Linked DNA regions of Homo sapiens: region 2 is linked to region 1. A link is an interaction called in ENCODE POLR2A ChIA-PET data of the cell type or tissue named here. Cell type or tissue: MCF 10A. All regions are shown on one strand.

Region 1 (8,000 bases):
GAATTGGGAAATCAAGAGAGAAGGATTGAAGGAGACTTACTTTTCACTGTATGCTTTTTTATAAAGCTTAAAATGTTTCTCTTGTGCATATAATTATTCTTCAAGTAAATAGGTAACTAAATAAATGATAAGTAAATAGAAGATGTTGATTTTTTATCTTCTCATTCGTATTTCTTCTTATTTCTTGCTTTCCACAGAAAGGATATTCTCTGACTGGGCTTTGGAGTCAGACCTTTAGTTCCTCCCCCACTAATTAGCTGTGTGACACTCTGCAAATTATTTGGTGGTATCCCAGTGTGCTAATCTTATTTTTTTTCCTTCCCCCTGGTAAAAGAGATTAATAGTATCTCAAGAGTTATTGTGAAGGTTAAGTAAGGTCCCTAGCACGATGCCTAGGCCATAATCCTTAATCAAGCCTTGATGAAAGCTAATTCCCTTCCCCTTGCAAGGCTTCAGGTTGTTATGTTGGTGGGATACGGGTCTCTAGTACCTTATGGCAGCCAAAACTTGTTCCTTTGTCCTTCTTGAGAGCATGTCTTCCCCTTGCAGCTGACTGAAGGTTCTATGGCTTACTAAGTTAAACAACAAAAAGAGAGAACAAGGTACCACAAAGCAAATAAACAAAACCTCTACCAGTGTTGTAATTTAAAACAGTCTCTGAGCTGGTGTTAGAGCAGGTGGGGCCATTAGTTCCCACTGAGCTGGCAGCATCCTCCCCAGAGCTCCCCAAGCTAGCTTCACACTTCTTAGTGGCTGTGACCATTAGGCCTCTCTGGGGTCCTCTTAGTTCTGGCAGCTGTTTAGTTCAGGGGGACTAAACAGCCATGGAGCTACCTAGAATCTTTTTCCCCAAGGTCTCCTGGGGCCTTCACTTTCCGGAAGAGGTTGAAAAATTTTTTTAAAAGACTTTTTTATGTTTTGTTTTTAAAACATATATTAAAAATCATGTCTGTGTTGGTGAGAAGAAGAGGGTATTTTTAAAATAAAGTACCTTCTGAGGGAACTTCTGTGGAATGGAGTGTGTGTGTGTGCGTGTGTTTCTTTTGGGAGATCAGCAGAGAACAGGAAGCAACTAAAGTGTTTTGCTTTGGTTCCCCTGTGGCCTCCATCTAGTTGCTGTAGTTGTACACACATACATCAACTTCAGATGCTGCCGAAGCTTGAGGCCATGGCCTCAAGTCCACAGAGGAGGACTGAGTTCTTCTGAGCTCTAGTGAGAGACCAGATGCCCATCCATTGTTCCCAGCTTTTGGAATATGTTCCTGTGTGCAGGTTCCCAGGTGCATTTTGGTGAGGAGAGAGATGCCTGGGGGGAAGGTACATTACAGTAGATTGCACCTGTCTCCATTACTACTTATTGCCGTCTGTTTGTAGTGTAGGGTTGGGGTGGAGGCTGCTGGCTTTGGAGACAGACAGGCCTGGATTTGAAAGCCAGCCTTGCTCATTTTTAGCTGGGTAATCTCAGGCATGTTACTGAATCTCTCTCTTTTTTTTTTTTTTGAGACAGACCCTCGCTCTGTCGCCCAGGCTGGAGTGCAGTGGCACAAGCTTGGCTCACTGCAACCTCTACCTCCCAGGTTCAAGCGATTCTCCTGCCTCAGCCTCCTGAGTAGCTGGGATTACAGTCACGCGCCACCATGCCTGGCTAATTTTTTTGTATTTTTAGTGGAGATGGGGTTTCTCCATGTTAGGCTGGCAGATCTTGAACTTCTGACCTCTGGTGATCCACCCACCTTGGCCTCCCAAAGTGCTGGAATTACAGGCATGAGCCACCATGCCTGGCCTTTTTTTTTTTTTTTTTTTGAGATAGGGTCTTACTCTGTCACCCAGGCTGGAGTGCAGTGGCACGATCAGGGCTCACTGTAGCTTTGCCCTCCCAGGCTCAAGTGATCCTCCCACCTCAGTCCCCCGAGTAGCTGGAACTACAGGTGTGCACCATCACGCCCAGCTAATTTTTGTATTTTTAGTAGAGACAGGGTTTCATTATGTTGCCAAGACTAGTCTCAAGCTCCTGGACTCGTGATCCTCCTGCCTCAGCCTCCCAAAGTGCTGGGATTACAGGCATGAGCCATCGTACCTGGCCCTGAATCTCTTAAAGCCATGATTTCTTCATGTGATACAGGAATAACAATGGCACCTGCCTCGTGGGGTTGGTGTGCTTAGTACCTGGCACACAGTGAGCACTCAGTCAGGGTTAGTACCAAATCAGACCTTGGCTGTCTCCATTTGATGGTGAGTTCTTGCAGGGAAGGTCTTTCCCTTTATCATAACCTAAGTGCCCAGCACATGACCTAAGCACTTGATGAATAAATGAGTGATGAATGAATGAATGAAATCCCCAAAGCAGAATCACACTGTGACTAATTTTGTGACACACTTACCATTCTCATTTGACTGACATCCTTTGAAGACACCCCTTTGACATCATTTCCTTCTTGTCTACTCCTCTCCCTTAGAAAACTCTCCTGCATATATGTATTGCTTTATAAATTATCTTTCACAGGTACCTTATTATAACTTGCTTTCTGTTTTTTATTCTTTCAAAGCGATGCTCTTATCCTCAAGACCACTGGAAAATAAAAAGAAATAAAAAAATTCTCAGGAATTTATGGCAGATTTTGTTAGTATTTCTTACTGCTTAAAATATACATTTGACTAGAAAGCAGGAAAAACATTTGCTCTTTCAGGATTTATGTATAAAATTCTCTTGGGTCTCTAACATGGCATTCAATATACATCCTCAACTCTTCCCCTTCCAAACTTGAGTTAGGCTTAGGTTTTCATGTAGCTTCATCGTGTAGCTTCATGACACCCAAATTTAAGATGGGCCATTACTGAGTTGGTTTAAAATATACATGATAACTTTCAAAGAGTGAAAATTAACCCATTGTCTCTTTTGTATTTGACCTAGAAGATTACTATAACATACTATCTCATAAAGGGGAATAATTTGAGGCCAACTTTCCTAACTAATATTGTGATTATAAAGGGAAGACCCTGAAGCTTTTCTATTTCCGGAAGAAAAACCTCTTAAATTCTACTTTTCAGACATGATCAAACCAGGCTCTAATGCCACATTGGCAGCTTTAGAATCATAGAAAGAGCTGAAAGAGACCATAGTGTCACCCAGTCCAACCCCTTCATTTTGGAGAGACACCGTGTAGCTTAACTAGGATCACAGAGCTATTTAGCGGCAGAGTGGGGCCTAGAATCCAGATCTCCTTAATCATTGTTCGGCGATTTTTCCAATTCACCCAATGCCTTTTCTCCTACAGTCAAGATTTAGAGGTTTTATTGACACATATTCAGATATTGTTATTCTTAATTTAAAAAATTTAAAGATTGATGTGTGAAGATTGATATCATTGAGAAAATTCTATAGGCAGTGCTGGGGGTTGTGTTACATTTCTCAAATTAAAATAAAAAAAATGAGGGACCAAACTAGATGTGTTTGGGATCATATTTGGCATGAGGATCAGCATTCGGTGACCCAATTCTTTATTTAGTTATGGAGACAAGTCTAGGGCATATATGAAACAGGTGAACAATATACAGCTGTTTTGTTAAGTGATACAGTACATGGTACAGAGAAAATGTTTATTGAGCAGTGCAGGAGGAAGAAAAGGTTAAATCTAGGTCCTGAAGAATGAGTATGGCTTTGTGTGCATTTGGAGAAGCAGGGCATTCCACTAAGAGCCAGCAGCAGCTGTTAAGTAGTGAAGGGACAATGGGCAGGGTGGAGCATGTCTTGCGTGTTCATGGGTGCCTGGCGAGGAAGCCAGTCTGACTGGAAAATAAGCCCAGCTGGTAGGGTGCTGTAAGATTATGCAGGACCTTAGAAGTGTGATAAAAGAGGTCAGACTTAGAGACCACAGGGAGCTGCACCTTGCATTTTGAGCTACAGCGTATCTTAACAGAGGCCTGTTTGATACTGTCACTTGGACAGTGTTTGGCAGTATGGGTTTGAAGGGTCTGGAAAACTACTTATGAGGCCCATGGGTATCTAGGCAGGAGATGGTAAAATGAGAGAGATAAGTACAGATAGAAAAGAAGAAGAAACTATGAATATATTTCAAAGGGAAAATCACTAGGGTAATTGTTTAGATTTGGTAGATTGAGAGAAGAAACTATTCAAAGTCCTAGGCTTTTTGCCTGGCTGACCAAGCTCAAAGAAGTTTGTGTCCTGAACTCCATTCCCTGCAAAGATTAGAGTTTGAGCTGATTGCTCTACTAGAACCTATTCCTGGTTGGCAATCTTCCTGTCCTCATGTTTCAGATTACAGAGCCCTTGTCTTAAAGGCATGCCTTATTTCCCTCAAGGAAAAACTATTTGTAAGGAAGTTAGTTGGTTACTTGCACCTACTGTCTGATTATTGACTTTGCCACTTAGTTATCTTGTTGTTAAATACACAGAAAAAGATCCCTGGAGCCCATTAGTCTCCACAGGTGGAAACGTATTTAATCTTTGGGAGAAAACCAAATTACTTACCTAGAATGTTTGTTCTCTGACTAATAATGTAGTCATGTTGATCCACCCCTTATGCCCAGTGAATTTCCAAAGATTTGGCATTGAGAGAGTGGCATTAGAAATTGTTTAACTCATATATATGACTAAGGGAGCCAGTAATACTCACTAGGAGACTGATGAAATTTAAGAAGATTCTAGGGCACAAAGGACTGCAAATCTTTTACAGTAGGGTGACCTTTTTTTTTTTTTCCTTTCTGGTCCAAGGGACATTTGATTCCATTACTGCCATATCTCCTTCTCCTGATATAGGCTGAAAATAAGATACACTTAGAAGAGAGCTGTGCTGCGAGTCTTTCTAATGCCAGCAAACATTTATGTAGTGAAATATTTAATACTTTCAGTGATCTTATGAGGTAGATAGAATTATCATTCCCATTTTACTGATAAAGATATGGAGAAAAGTTGAGAGAGGTGAAGTGAGCTGGGTGTTGAACGCTAGCTGTTTGACTTTAAATCATGACTTTTCCTCACTCTACTGTGAAGAGCTTGGGCAAGAAGTCAGGCTCAGCAAACCTGCCAACTTGTTTACATGTTTTATTTTTAAATTACGTGACATTGGTTCTCTACGGTTTGGACTTGTGTATTACAACAAGCAATACAGAGGCTTGCATATTACTCTCCATTGGCTGTTAGCTCTTGTGAAGTAATTAGGCTACAAAAGTCTTCCTTATAGTTATTTAAATCATCCAGCAAACCCAAATTCTTGTTTTGCTTCTTACAATGGCCTGCTTGCCTTGAAAAAAATGAGTATTCCATTTCTCTTACTATATTTAGCTGCCTGGAATGGTAACTTCTTCTTGCTTTTTGGGACTTTGGCTCAGAGCCAAGGTCATTGTGCAAGAAAAGGGTGAAATGGTTGGATTTAGGCTGTATCTTGTGTCAGTCATTTTTGCAAATGCAGCATTTTGACCAAAATGCAGCCACATGGCTCTAGGAAATGCTGGTTTGCAAACACACTTGGTGTGGTTTGCTGTTTTGTTTTTTCTCCCCCAATTAAGGTTTCTTGATCAGCTTGTCTTTAGAACACTTGTAAAAGTGTTCTAAGGTAGAATTCTGGCCAGGTGTAGTGGCTCACCTATAATCCCAGCACTTTAGGAGGCCCAGGTGAGAGGATCGCTGGAGGCCAGCCTGGGTGACATAGAGACACCCCTGTTTCTATAAGAAAAAAAAAACAATTAGCCAGGTGCCTGTATTCCCAGCTACTTGGGAGGCTGAGGCAAGAGGATCATTTGCACTCAAGAGTTCCAGGCTGCAGTGAGCTATTATTGTGCCATTGCACTCCAGCCTGGGCAACAGAGACTCTGTTTCAAAAAAAAAAAAAAAAAAAAAAAAAAAAAAAGACCTATTATATGAAAGGGTGATACATTCTCTACTTTAACCTGTGGCAAATCATCAACAATACTCCTCATTTTAAGTTTGAAGAAGATATGCTAGGCACCAAAAAGAAATTGCATCTGAATATGATAGAATCATCACATTCCTTGACCAGAAGAGACCTTGGTTCTTTCTTCCTTGTCCCTATCTTCTTGACAAAGACCCACTGAAAACATCTTCAGAAAAGACATAACATTAAAAAAAAATCCTTAAAGAGAGCCCAACTTTTCCTTATTATTAATTCTAGTGTTTAGCAACTTAGATTGTATTTAAATAACAGAAAAAAGCAGTTGTTGACAAGGTTGATCCAACTCTGTAACCATATTCCTCTTTGTTTTGGCCAAAATATAGCCAGTTTAATTGATTTTGTAGACATCAGCTATTCAGATGGAAGAAGATACCAGAATGGGTTATGTGGTACTCAGGCCACAGTGAAAGACCTAACCTCATTATCAGTAACTTCATCCTTTACCTAATCTCAATCATGGAAGGTGTGATTCAAGTAAACTTCCTCTGAAGCTGCCCTAAAAGGAGGTAGAAATAGCTTTTTGCCATTTACTGTGCAGGGAACCTCCATGTATACTGGAAGATAAGGACAAGAAACTTTGGATCTTTAGAATAAATCATCAGAGGCTCCTTTGCTGCTCAAGTCATTCAAATGACCTAAAGTTGTTCATTAAATGAAATAATGCTTGTAAACAATTGAGGACAAAGCCCTACAGTCCTAAGGGCTTAGTAAAAGTTAACTGTTATTCTTATTTAGAGAGACTGGTCCCAGAGCTTTAACATCAGCCCTCCACTGTCTCAATCCCTGCCACACAGAAAAGGACAAAGGAAGGTGATAGAACAAGACCCAGGGAAAGGGAGGGGAACAAAGCCATTGGCCTAACCATTCCTGCTGAACAACTGTCATTACTTTAGGGAAGAGGAATTCTTAGTCACTACCCAAACCTCTCTGTGTGATAGCTGCAATCTTGTTTCCATTTTATTTAGCCATTTAGTAAGCTATTTCCTATATATCCACAGTTGACTGCATCATTCTCAAATCCTCTTGTTTGAAGGCCCAGTTTAAGACCCTTTCCATTACCGTCTGCAGCAGAAGTGTCTGACTCCAGATGGCCTCTACCATCTGAATGAAGGGCTAGTTTTGGTTGGGTCCAGCAGATCCCTAAAGTACTTGATCACATGAAATGAAGTGACAACCCCACACTAGTGATCTAAACAGGGCAGTGGCATTGTCTCTGTCAGAGCTGGTGAAAGATGCTACTCTTGGAAAAAATTCTTGCCAATAGACTCCTGTTGGCAGTCTTTTGCATTTATTCATGCATATGAGTCATAAAGATCATCGAAATTCTCCAGGGTCCTTTTAAAAAAATATAATTTCCTTTGCACTGCCACCTGATATTTTGATTAAGTTTGACGTAGGACCCAGGAATATGTCTTAAAAGCTTTGTAGGTGATTCTAGGAGACTTTGATCTAAATAATTGAGCCTTTCCAAAGAAATGATTTCCAAAGAAATGATTTATCCTAAGTGAATGGGGAAGCTCTTTGAGCTTTCATAGTTTGCTCACTATGAGCTTTGGAGCTTTGGAGGGCTCTGATTTAGTTATAATATTAGCCTTTTTGAATTAGTTGTGTCTGCTGTGGAGTTCATGAGCCACACCCAGTTCTTAATTGGGATTTCAAGGTAGGATGAGCTCAAAGTCTTTTTTTTTTTTTTTTAACTTTTACTTTAAGTTCAGAGGTACAAGTGCAGGTTTGTTATATAGGTAAACTTGTGCCATGGGGTTTGTTGTACAGATTATTTCATCACCCAGGTATTAAACCTAGTTCCCATTAGTTATTTTTCCTGATTCTTTCCCTCCTCCCCACTCTGAAGGCCACAGTGTGTTGTTCCCCTCTATATGTCCATGTATCCTCATCATTTAGCTCCTACTTACAAGTGACAACATGTGGTATTTGGTTTTCTGTTCCTGTGTTAGTTTGCTAAGGGTAATGGCCTCCAGCTCCATCCATGTCCCTGCACAGGGCATCATCTCATTCTTTTTTATGGCTGCATAGTATTCCATGGTGTATATGTACCACATTTTGTTTATC
Region 2 (8,000 bases), 170 kb before region 1:
CACAGGTAAAAACTGCTGTCCTAAGATGCCATTATACATCCTCATGTTTACAGAAACAGGGTCTGCAGCCTACAGAGATGATTCTGTAGGTCACTCCTAGGCTAAGCCCCAGGAAACACTGTGGAACAGGAAGATGTATTTTCTTTGTTGTTGTTGTTATTTTTATTTTTAAATTTTTAATATTTATTTATTTATTTATTTATTTATTTATTTATTTATTTATTTATTTTTGAGACGGAGTCTCGCTCTGTTGCCCAGGCTGGACTGCAGTGGCGCGATCTTGGCTCACTGCAACCTCCACCTCCCCGGTTCAAGCAATTCTCTGCCTCAGCCTCCTGAGTAGCTGGGATTATAGGTGCCCGCCACTACGCCCAGCTAATTTTTTTGTATTTTTAGTAGAGACGGGGTTTCACCACAGGCAGATGTATTTTCTACACTCTTGTTCAAGGGCTGGCTTCCCTACTAGATGAGAAGTCCCAGGAGCAAAGGGACAGAGTTGTTAAAGACCACTGAGGTCCTGCATTGGCCACATTGCCTGATATGTAGTAGGGGCTCAAAAAAGGTGTGTGCAATTGGAATCTTCTGTCCTTCAACTGCTCCACTCTTCCTAGTGTCTGAAACCTTTCCTCCCTTGGGTCTGCATGGTGTTAGGTGATAATTAAAAAAAAGGATTAGTTGGCAAGAATGTAAAATATGACTTAACCGAACTTCAGCTCCCAAACATACAGTCTTAGTAATTTAGCAGACAAGTAGGGAAGGGAAAAGTGTTTTATAATCCTCATTCTCCAAAAAATCTGTCCTTTCCATTATAAGATGAAGACAGCACTAACTTGCTGCTTAGCGTGTATGCACTCACACTCATGAATGGGCACAGGCATGGGCAAAGGCATGTATGATTCCTGCCTTTGCTCTGCCCTGCAAGATAACCTGCAACCACTGAATTGCTCAATCTAAAAGTCTCCCAAACCTTGACCTATAGGAAAGAACTGCAGTCACCAATTCCTGCCTTCCCTTCCTCCCAACCCTGGAAAAAGGTAAAAAGAAAAAAAGGTAAGAAGGGAGACAATTGTAGTATCTGGCACATAGTAGACATATAATAAATATTTGTTGAAGGAATAAATGAACAAGAAGTAATAAATCAAAGAAAAATGTTTTTTGAAAGGAGATTCAGATGACTTGTATAGAGCTTTAAAAGGTCAAATTTCACCAAAGATACTATAGATAGATAATACTCCATAGAGCCTCCATCATCCATGAATTTAAACTATCTTTGACTCCCTATTTGAAATTAGAGACAACTCCTGGCACAAGTTTCTGTGTTTTTATCTATTTTATAAATATCTTTTGAGGGCCCTAACGTTACTCTTTAATTCCCAAAACTTTCCCCAGTTCTAAAGTGCTGTAACTTTGTGAACAAGTCTTAATTTACTCTGTAGGTAGGTATTCATCAGGCTGTCTTACTGGGTGTGCACGCTCAGCGCCTAGTTGGCATACATATATTGGCAACTTCTTAATCCTACAGCAGTAGAGGCAAACAGGAGCCAAAGGAATGCTTGCGTCAGGCACAAGAGAACATAAGGCTACCTGCATACTGGTATAACAGTACTCACTAATGTCTGCTTTTGTTTCTCTGGGAAGAGCAGGGTTCTGCTGACAGAGAAGGGATATGCCTAGATAGGTAAGAAAGGTGTGGACACCTGAATGAAATCCCCTCCCTAGGCATGACTCATTTAACTTCCATCCATCTTCTCCCCTAACCCTTCATCTAGATCTGCAGAACCTGGTTGGAGAAATTTTAAAAGTGGTTTTAAAGAGGTCTCATCTCCATATGATATTTCATCTTCCTATGAGGCTCCAGCTTCGGTTTAGATCTAAAGTTTTCCCTACTGCATAGCTCAGGTTTGGGAATATAGCAGTACTTCCATACCTATCAGAGAATGTAAGACCATCCCATCTGGTAGACTCTAAATTGCATTTTTTTTTTTTGAGACGTAATCTCTCTGTCGCCCAGGCTGGAGTGCAGTGGCACGATCTCAACTCACTGCAAGCTCCGCCTCCTGGTTCACACCATTCTCCTGCCTCAGCCTCCCAAGTAGCTGGGACTACAGGCACCCGCCACCACGCCCGGCTAATTTTTTGTATTTTTAGTAGACACAGGGTTTCACTGTGCTAGCCCAGACGGTCTTGATCTCCTGACCTCGTGATCTGCTGGCCTTGGCCTCCCAAAGTGCTGGGATTACAGGCGTGAGCCACTGCGCCCAGCCTAAATTGCATTTTTAAAAGGTTGAATTGTACAGTTTTTTTCCCCCTATTTTTCAAGAGTGATTAGAGTCTGTACTCAAATTCTGCAAATGTGCAGTGTTCTTTTAGTGAAAACTTTTAACTTCATGGCTGGAGTCCTTTAGTTCAAATGTCCACTAAACAGAGTGTTACAGAAAGCTCTTAACAAACCTTTGTTACTTAAATGTAGCTTTTTCCTTTCTCATCCTCCAAACCACCCAATCCTAACTTCTTAAGTAACATTTATGCTTTTTAAGGTAAAATAATTATCTTTCTATGCATTTTTTTCTCTTAAAGCATTATAGTTTGGCCTGATGGTGGACACAGAAGACTTTCATATTCTTGTTTTTTAAAAGTCTCTTCAGTAGGAAAAAAGCTACAGATTTAAAAAATATGACCATGACTAGAATAGAATCAGCTTAAAAAGAAACAAAGTTTTTAAAAAATCATAATCCATGCTATGTACTCACCAAAGTGTTTTGAAATTTGTGTTACACATAGATTAAAACAGTGGTTCTTAACAAGGGGCAATTTTGTCCCCCAGAGGACATTTGGTCTGGGAGGGTGCTATTGGCATGTAGTGGGAGGCCAGAGATACTGCCAAACACCCTACACTGCACAGGACATTCCCTCCAATTACGCAGTACAAAATATCAGTAGGGCCAAGGCTGATAAATTTTGGATTATAAACAGAAATAGGTCATCCCCTTAGAAAAGAAATCAGAGGCTGGGTGTGGTGACTTACACTTGTTATCCCAGCACTTTGGGAGGCTGAGGTGGGAGGATCACTTGAGCCTGGGAGTTCGAGACCAGCCCGGGCAACACAATGAGACCCTGTGTCTATAAAAATAAAAAATAAAGTGAAAAAAAAAAAAGAAATACAGAGTAACTTATCTGCAGAGTGCTTTCAATCCCTACCATTTTTCCTTGTTCTTATCATATGCCACACACAATGATAAGATTCTCAGACTGCTAAAGATCAGTAACAAACCACCTCTGTCCTCACCTCTGATAGCAGAACTTCTCAACAGTCTCTCCTACCTGCGTGTAACACTATGGGTATATTTGAGCAGTACGCAGACACGGCAGGGGCAGGCATCAGGGCAAATAGTGTTCACTTTGGGACCAAAGGGTGACTCTTGATGCACGTCATGAGTTTCTTTGCAGCTATGGAGCTGAAGTGGAGCTTAGAGGTTAGGGAACAAAGGGACATGGAGCCCAGGCCAATCAGAGTTCTACATTGCCTTTTCTTGGTAGTTTCAGAGCAGCATCAATGCAGATGGTATGGTCTGAGCTAAGCCCAGGCCAATCAGAGTTCTACATTGCCTTTTCTTGGTAGTTTCAGAGCAGCATCAATGCAGATGGTATGGTCTGAGCTAATCTGAAGCTTTTCAAGAGCAAGATGTTTTCAGGCAAATTTTACATCCTTAAAATTTCAAAAGGGTTTGTAGACTTAGTGCATCTAATTTCTTGAAGATGTATTAATTAGACACAAAGTTAATTGTATCAATATCCAAGTATACTCTTAAGAATGAAATGGGTATATAAGGTAGCACTTATGTTTATGGCTGGTAAGGCTGTGTAACAATTTGGCCAATGGACAGGAAAGCAGGAGACTTATTGGAAAGAGCAGGTAATATATGACAATTAGGGCAGGTTGGTGAGAGGGAAGCTTTAGAACTAAACTATGGCAACTTCAGAGCAGACCAGAACCTGTGGGACTGTTGAAGGCCAGAGCTAGGGTGGGTCTGAGACCTTGTCTAATCTAGAGCCATTCAGGCAGAGTTTCAGAGGAACCTGTGGATATGCGTCAGTCCCCTCTGATATGCAGGAGCCTATTCCATTGTGTATCTACACAGTTCTTTTTTCCAAAATGGTTATAAAGCATTTTCTTAAAAACTAGCCTTCAGGTTCATGAAATACGAGGAGGAGGAAGTGAAAATGTACTGACTGCTACTGGTAGACCTAGGGTCAGCTTTGAGGACTGAGGTAACCACCACAGGAAATAAGTTTTGAGGTCTGATTTTGAAACAATATTGGAAGACCATTCCTTTGTGAGATAGAAACTTCTCCATTTTAATTTTAGTATTTTAAGCTTTTCCTACAGGTCAGTTGGGAATAATTTTTATTTAGGGACTCACAATCTTGAATTTTTAGCTAAATGCCTTAAGAATAAAATATTATTTAAAAAGTATTAAAATGCTGTGATTCCAAACAGTTTCTTGTTCAAGATGAAGAATATAAAAATATACCACCATGTCTCGGCAACTGGAAAAGCAGATTTTAATTTTCATTCCAAAAATGAGAGACTGAAAATCAAAGGCTTAGGACCACAATCCACAACCCTCCTCCCAACCTCCTGTCTGTCTTTGATAAAAAGCTACAAAGAAAAAGTTTCAGGAAACTTTCAGACATTTATAATTAGCATAAACACTGTATACCAAGATGTGTAAGTCAAAACGTCTAATTACTCTGGGATACAAGCTCAGGCATGTGGCAACAGAATACTGCCTGAAAGGTCATTTCAACATCAAGTCACGGACGTCCTATTTACATAAGGATCTAGGGCAGAAGCACAATGTGCACACTGCTGCAACTTTCTCATATGTGAATGCTAACATCTGCTGAAAAGCTGTTGGTACCTTTACTGCAGGTTTCCTGTCCTTGAGTCAAATACTTTCTACTCAATATTGGATTGAGGTATACATTAGATTAAAAATAGAACCAGCAAGGGTTTTCTTCATTTATTTAAGTGTTTTGTTCTTCTGTGGGATTACAAATCATTCAAACTTACAGAATTCTTGTTTGACAGACACCTTTTCTGATAAGGTGATTGTAAATGCTCAGTGAACCAGCAGTACCATGGTTTGACATGACAATTCCTGGTGTTAAAGTGGACTCATATAGCTGAGCGGGCCAAGATCATCTATAATTTCTTTTTTATAGATTAGGGACAATGAGGCTTAGTGATTTGTTCAAGTTAGAGTCATACTTAGATTGACAACCCCTGTACTACAAATCCGAGCCTGCTCCATGGCTGTCTGAAACACTCATTACCTTGTAATACTAACATATTATGTTTATAGTCTTTCTCCCTTCACTAGAATATAAGCTCTGCAAGGACAGAGGCTTTTGTCTGTTGTGTTCCCTGAATATATTGTCAGCACCTCAAGTGGTGCGTGGCACAAAGTAGTCACTCAATGCATATTTGTTAAATGAAAAGGTGGATTAATGCCTGAGCCAGGCCTAGAACTGAAGTGTTTGCTTTCTTTCCACCAGCATTTCTGAAGCATGCTGAAAAGTTTCCTTATGTGAAAGAGGGGTTCTTTCCTCAAATAAATTTAGGAAATGCCAAGTTAAACAAAATAACTTTCTTTGCTGTGGGTCTTTTCATACTGAATAGTTTCCCAATTTGTATGGCCTCAGAACCCACCTCCCCTCCGGCATCCCAGGAAGCCAGTCCATCTCTTAATTTTATCTAAAATCTATTATTTGACTATATATAGACTATATATTAGCTTAGATACAAACTTACTGCAAACATTTAAACATTAGAATTCTCTGTTGTTCTCAAATTATTTCTAGACTCTTGATTCTGTGACTTCCTTAAAATCTAGAAAATATACTTTAAGCTAGAGAAATATATTTGCATGTACTATTCAGGCTCCACAGTTTAGGGACAGAATAGTCTAGAATCAGAACAGAAAATAGAAACCTCAACCTGAAAGCCACATGTGCTATTTTTTAAACTAGACCTGCAGTTATGACTTTAGGCCCAAACATTATGGGTTGAGGGGAGAAAAAAAAAAAAGCCTCTCACATCAGCCCAGATGTGCAAACCAATGCTGAAGGGTGGAGGAGTAGGAAGGGGAGGGTAGCCTTCACTGGCAATAGAAAAAGTTAAGTATTAGAGAAATCAATAAGAGCTAAATATTCCTACTGACAGGGAAGGGCAGAGGGTAGAGAGGATCCAACACATATTAGAGCCGTCTGAAATTTCCATATGATAGCTATTTTACTGAAGAGAGTAGTGCAAAATGCCAAATTTTTCTAGCACAAAGAGAAATATTGGCAGTTATCCCCAAAATTCAGGTCATATAACAATAATTCAGGAATTATAATTAATAAATAATTCAGGAAAAATAAGTCCATTTATTTCCTTCCATTGTTCCTCTTTAGCAAGATGTATATTAAGCAAGGAAAAAGTAAGGTGAAATTGCTTTCCCTGTTATTTTTCACATGGTTCCCCTGGATCCAGTATTAAAATTTCTAGTTCTGGATTAAAGAGTATAGCAGCCTAATACTGAGATTTCCTATTTCTCTTATTTCTGTAGGATACAGTCTTATTAGAAAAATAATTCCTGAGAACTGCATTCTCATCCCTAATGTATTCTTTTAAATTTATGACCATTTTGGAGAAAATATCATCGACGGCAACATTTCAAAACCAATTTTAATTACAAATACACAATAACATCGATGGAAGTAAAGTACTAATTTTTAAAAATAAAATACACCCAATACACTCAGTTGCTATATAACTGAAATTACAAAAAACTACCTTGAGTAATTTTTGGCTCTCTTAATATGGCTTCTCTATTAATATGAAATTAGCCTTCTAAATGTTAGTGTTTCTGGTAAGATGACATGGATTAATTGATTCTTTCATTTAATTCACTTATTCCACACATATTAACTGAGTACTACTGTGCTAGGCACTGTTTAGGTTTCTATGACATAGTAGTGAATAAAACTGACAAAGATTCCTGCCATTGTGGCACATATGTATGAAAGTCCAGGAACGAGATAATGATGCCTAGGACCAGGACAGGGAGAAATGGATGGATCTGGGATGTATTTTGCAGGTACAGGCAGCAGGATTCCTAGACATACTAAATATAAGGAATGAAGGGGAGAAATCAAGGATGACTCCAGGGTATTTTGCCTGGAAGAATGGAATTGTTTCAGTATGTGTATGTGTATATATAGACATACACACACACACGTGTGTATATATAGACATACACACACGTGTGTATATAGACATACACACACACGTGTGTATATAGACATACACACACACGTGTGTATATAGACATACACACACGTGTGTATATAGACATACACACACGTGTGTATATAGACATACACACACGTGTGTATATAGACATACACACACACGTGTGTATATAGACATACACACACACGTGTGTATATAGACATACACACACACGTGTGTATATAGACATACACACACACGTGTGTATATAGACATACACACACACGTGTGTATATAGACATACACACACACGTGTGTATATAGACATACACACACACATATGTGTGTATATAGACATACACACACACATATGTGTGTATATAGACATACACACACACATATGTGTGTATATAGACATACACACACACATATGTGTGTATATAGACATACACACACACATATGTGTGTATATTTTACTTTGAATGTGATAATGAGCACCTTAATGTAAATGAATCCATTAACTGGTTAAGTGTACTTCTTATTTTTAAATACTGTACAACTGACCAGTGTTGGTTTCGTCAGCTAAAAAGGGGCTTCAAAGGGAGTTTTCTTATGATTCATTTTTGTAGCTTCATGGCTAAAAAGTATTTAGAAGAACACAGGTGTCTGAGTGTGTGTTGTTTGGTAGTTGGGTATTTCCAGGAAAAAAGGGGTGATGACA

The links. ChIA-PET counts read pairs that join two places held together with the same protein. Peaks named below come from ENCODE experiments on the same cell type or tissue, not always from the same donor. Only the 100,000 strongest peaks of a DNase experiment are listed, where the experiment ranks them.
Region 2: POLR2A ChIA-PET joins it to region 1 with 13 read pairs; 2 of 35 experiments call an interaction of 5 or more read pairs at or near these places.

The regions. Positions count from the first base shown.
Region 1 is chr5:96,089,721-96,097,720 of GRCh38, forward strand. The region is part of intron 1 of LOC101929710 (a long non-coding RNA gene); the gene reads left to right. It also overlaps a transcript of CAST not described here. Among named protein-coding and RNA genes, the nearest start is that of MIR583, 15 kb to the left of the region's middle. RefSeq lists an enhancer at 404-905. In MCF 10A, no CTCF peak of the experiment used is centred here; DNase peaks (open chromatin) are centred at 4,561 and 5,361.
Region 2 is chr5:95,920,098-95,928,097 of GRCh38, forward strand. All of the region lies in intron 2 of ELL2 (elongation factor for RNA polymerase II 2), which reads right to left. Among named protein-coding and RNA genes, the nearest start is that of ELL2, 38 kb to the right of the region's middle. RefSeq lists enhancers at 4,007-4,146, 4,628-4,922 and a silencer at 7,761-7,810. In MCF 10A, no CTCF peak of the experiment used is centred here; a DNase peak (open chromatin) is centred at 4,824.